2 separate regions of the Homo sapiens genome follow, and region 1 is linked to region 2. A link is an interaction called in ENCODE POLR2A ChIA-PET data of the cell type or tissue named here. Cell type or tissue: endothelial cell of umbilical vein. All regions are shown on one strand.

What was found. Peaks named below come from ENCODE experiments on the same cell type or tissue, not always from the same donor. Only the 100,000 strongest peaks of a DNase experiment are listed, where the experiment ranks them.
Region 1: POLR2A ChIA-PET joins it to region 2 with 9 read pairs; 3 of 35 experiments call an interaction of 5 or more read pairs at or near these places.

What each region holds. Positions count from the first base shown.
Region 1 is chr3:188,467,390-188,469,889 of GRCh38, forward strand. The region is part of intron 4 of LPP (LIM domain containing preferred translocation partner in lipoma); the gene reads left to right. Among named protein-coding and RNA genes, the nearest start is that of LPP-AS1, 100 kb to the right of the region's middle. In endothelial cell of umbilical vein, no CTCF peak of the experiment used is centred here; a DNase peak (open chromatin) is centred at 1,062; H3K27ac peaks cover 319 bases.
Region 2 is chr3:187,753,911-187,756,410 of GRCh38, forward strand. No RefSeq gene overlaps it. Among named protein-coding and RNA genes, the nearest start is that of BCL6, 9.7 kb to the left of the region's middle. In endothelial cell of umbilical vein, no CTCF peak of the experiment used is centred here; no DNase peak of the experiment used is centred here.

The sequences.
Region 1 (2,500 bases), 710 kb after region 2:
CTTGTCTATACTTGTCCTTGCACTGATGTTCCTACTCTGAGTCTAGCACTATGTGCAGACTTCCCTTCTTATGGTATGTTGTGGTGAGCAGAATAATAGCCCTCAAAGTTGTCCACGTCTTAATCTCTGGAACATGTGAATATGTTAGGGTACATGCCACAGGGAAATTAATGATGCACATGGAACTAAGGTTGTTAATCAGCTAACCTAAGATAATGAAATTATCCTGGAGTATAAGGATGGGCCCAACGCTATTACAAGTGTGATAGCAAATGGAAGAAGAGGACAGAGGAGGTCTTTGAAGTGATGTGATGTGAGAAAAACTTAACGTGTCTTTGCTGGCTTTGAAGATGGAGGAAGGGGCCACAAGCCAAAGAATGAGGAGTAGCTTTGAGAAGCTGGAAAAGACAAAGAAGTGGATTCTCTGGAGAGACTCCAGAAAGGAATGCTGCCCTGCCAACACCTTGATTTTAGTGCATTGATATGCATAACTGATTTCTGATTTATAGAACAGTAAGATAAATATATTTCTGTTCTTCTAAACAACCAAGCTTGTGGTACTTTGTTGTAGTAACAACAGAAAACGAATACACACAATATCATGTTAAAATGATCTGTTTATATGTTTTTCTCCTTTCTAGGCAATGAATTCCTCAAGGGTAACAATGCTATCTTTGAAAAATCATTTTAGTCCATTTCCATATGAAAAGAATACGAAATGTCCTGTCAAACACCAGAGGTGGTATTTACTCAGTGTGTATGCACCATATGCCTGGCACTGCCCTGGGTATTTTGCTTTGAAAATTTTATTTCCTGTCTGTTTAACCCTACTAAATCTTAACTTTCTTATCTGTAATGTGAGTCTATGGACTAGATCAGGTTTGGCAAACTTTTCTGTAAATCTGGTAACTAAATATTTTAGGTTTTATAGGCCATATGGTATTTGTCACAACTATTCATTTCTGCCACTGGAATGCAAAAGCAGCCATAGACAATAAGTAAATGAATGACCTTGGCTATGTTCCAAAAGAACTTTATCTACAAAAACAGGAGGTGGTCTGGATTTGGCCATTTGGCTGTTGCTTGTTGACCTGTAGACTAGCGGACCTCTTTATTCTGTTCTAATTCCTGTCTAATATGATTATTCTGTCAGTTTATAACATTGTGCCGTGTCAGTTAAGCCAAGGAAGTGCCAGTAAGACCTGAAGAAGGAACTCAAGTGATTGGATGGGTCTGTTTATAAGAAGAAGCATAATATTGGAGACTCAAGTGCCAGGAAGGGGACTGTCACCATGTCCTTGGCAAATGGACCTGGGACAAATTCTCTTTAGGATGAGACATAAGGAGATCCTTGAATGCCAAAGCTGAGCTCGCTGAACTTGAAACTCAGTGAACTGGAACTACTGCTGGAGGAATAAAAGGGAGCAATAAATCCTTTGCACTCCAGAATGAAAGACCTTCTGAGGCAGCTGGCCAAATGAAGCAGGAGGAGGGAACAAGTTCCTCACTCAGCTAAATTATGTCTTTGGGCTGGCCGACCTGGTCTGCTAAAATAACAAGGTGGCTGAACTTCTGCTCAGAACACGTCACCAAATTTTGCAATTTGGGACTGTCTTCTATCCCATGACTTCCTAATCTGAGGAAGTGAAGAAAGCAGAGTGAATGAAACCCAAGGATTGACTTTTTTATGGAGGGCCTCCTTAGAGACAAAAGTTGATTTTTCAAGAGAACCCTTTATATTGTGAACTCTGTATTCTAATTCAAAAACCGTTAAGTTCTTGGATGAAGAACATCCAATAGATTTTGGAGGTCTTGTAAACTTTGCTATTGATCTGGGACTTAACCTTTGCAGATGTGGGACTGTGTGTTTATACATCAAAGTGGGTAAAGAAGAGCCCATCCAGAGCTAGGCAGACGGAATTGGGATATGTTTGTTTGTCTGATTGCCCGGTTGTGGTGGTTGTGGTGGTGGCGGTTGTTTTGACTTGGTTACATCATCGCATTTTTGAGGACAAAACTACCCTCTTTGATTGGTATGTTACAATAGCTTGTTTATGTCTTGCAAATTGTTCGAGAACAGTTTGTCCATTAAAGAAAAAAGTGACCTAGTAATACTCCCCTACCCAGGGGAATGTCGGGTTAATCAGTTGCACAAGGGCTTGATATGCCAAGTCAGTACTACCCCGAGGCTCCGTATGCAGTTCCTTTCCAAGATTTTTAAACATTCTGGGGAGAACACAATATTTGTTTATTTGGCTTCTAGGACTTTGTTTTGTTATCGTTTTAGTTACGGTCTTATGCTTTTCTCTCACTCCCTGTCTTTCTTTTACCCCTAACTCTTTGGAGCCCTGGTGTGCTAAGAGCCATGTTAACAGTAAAGCATCTATTCAATAAACACTTAACTATATTTTATATTTGAGCTTCTAAATGTTTGTGAAGAATGTGTTTCTGGGCAAGTCACATAAAGAATAATCTCACAGTAAAAATAACTTATATTTAT
Region 2 (2,500 bases):
CAGAAACAAGGAAAGTCTGAGAAATTGTCACAGGCAAGGATTAGCCTAAGGAGACATGACAACTTAATATAATGTCGAATCTTAGATGGAATAATTGGCCACAAAAAGACATAAGATCAACCTAGACAAATCTGAATCAATGATGAACTTTAGTGAATAATAATGTACCGATATTGTTTCACTGTTACACGTGTACCATATAATGTATTATGTTAATCATAGGGGAAACTGGGCACAGGGTTATTCTCTGTACCATCTGCTCAATTTTTCTGTGAATTGAAACATGTTCTTAAAAATTAAGTCTATTACCTGGAGGAGATATCTATATCTCTATATATCATATAGAGATATAGATAGATATCTATAGATATCTATAGAGGTATAGATAGATACGTATATCATATAGAGATGTTATATATATATATATATATATATATATATATATATATATATATACAGCTGGAGGATATATATATATAATTTTCAATACCAGAAACCTCCAAAAAGTGACCCAGATCTCTCCTGAAATCTGGGAGATCCTGCTTCTCACTCATTTTCCTAGAATAGAGTCAGAGAAATGGGGCACCTCATTTATTCTTTTAGTTTACTAATTTACTCCATTTCTGTATGCCACCATCTGCATAACCATCAGGAGAATACTAGAGAGGCACCAAAGGCCAAATGTTGTTGTTGGGGTAGATGGCTCAAGCCACTTCGTGGACCCCCATATTCAAAATTTCTCTGTGGAAACCCACTAAGGAAACAGTGCTCTCAAAGATCTTGTCATCAGTTTATATGGGGCATGCAGAACTTAGAGATTCATTCATGAAGTTGGGGGAGCCCCAAGAGATTCCAAGAGTGTCTGCTATTTCATTGCACAACTCCAATAGAACTGTGGATCTCATCAGAGTTATGAGTCTCGGTGTCTACAGAGGAGAAGCTCCTATCAGACCCCTTAACCCTATGAGTTTGTCTGCATTATCTGAGTACAACCCAATTCTCTAAATTCTGAAAGCATCTATCTTCATCTTTCGGCTTACCAGTTCTACAGTTGAGAAAGGTCCAGAGAGGAAAGCAATTTGCAAACACCACTTAGCAAATTGGTGGCAGAGCTGATTCCCATCACCAGTTCACCCCGAATCATTTATTTTGTTGCAGTATCCACTTTGGTAAACTGAGGCCTGTTATTGTATTGATGTACATTATGACTTCAAAGATGCTTTTTTAATTTCTAACCAATTGTCAGTTATCAATGGCTTTTACTTCTAATGCTGCACTTGAGTTTTAAGTGTCTCTTCTCTTCTTCCCTTCATGTTTTCTGACATCTATTGGCCTCTCTGCCAAGTAGTTATAAGATCTTTGAACTAACACTTATATTCACTGTGAAAGCCAACATTTAAATAACTCTTGGTGAAGTGCAGTGAGACTAGGTCCTACTGTGTTGATTAGTATGACTTTTTCAGATATATTGGCCACATATACCAAGAATCATAAATATAAGCAGACCCTTTGACCCAGAGATTCCACTTCTAGGAATCTATCTTTAATGCATAATTCAACATACAGGAAAAATCAGTGAATGAGTATATGCATCCTAGCGCTGTATTCTAACAACAAAAAATTTGAACAACCTACATGTCCTATCATGACTAGGCTGGAAGAAAGAATGTTGGATGAAGAATGATTAAGTAAATTACAATACAACTAATTTCGAAAAATTAGAATTGAAAGATACTTATGGTAATATGTAAAGTGGAAAGAAGTAGAATATGTATATAGAGATATATGCATATTATATATCTATATAATATTTGTATACAGTATATTCACAGCAATTTTTAAAAATATATTCTTTGTAGAAAATAGACTGGATGTAAATAATAGTACACAATTGACAAAAATATTTACAGTAGCTCTCTTACAGTAGTAGGATTATGAACGCTTTTCTCGGCTTTATTCTTTTTTTATCTTCCAAAATGCTTAATATCTATTATCTATCTATCGATCTGTCTATCTATCTATCTATCTATCTATCTATCCCACAAACACACACTCAAGAAATAAAAAGCCGTAATTGAAGCCTTTTAAATGCAAACAATTAGTCCCGTTATTCACAGGTTTGAATATCTGACTTAAAGTTGAAGCCACCTACATGTTTAGGGACTACAGCAAAAGTCGAAAGTATCCACACACGCTTGGAGAAGACCTTTCACTTTAGGAGACATTTGTCTCCATGCCAACAAAATGTCACTCTTTCTGAACACATTGACCATAATGAGATGCAGTAGACTCTGTAGGTCTTGCACCCTTTATCATACTGTGATTATCTTGTTTTTTGGTGTTTCATGGCATTTGCAAATGTTAAAGGTTTTCCTGGTTATTATATGAGGCCACTCATGAGCTCTCCTTGTAGATAGAACTTTTTGGGGTCTATAAGTGACTTTTTAACATTTTTATAATGTTTGGTCAGTGAATGCTGAGGAAAAAAATTTCAAGTGAA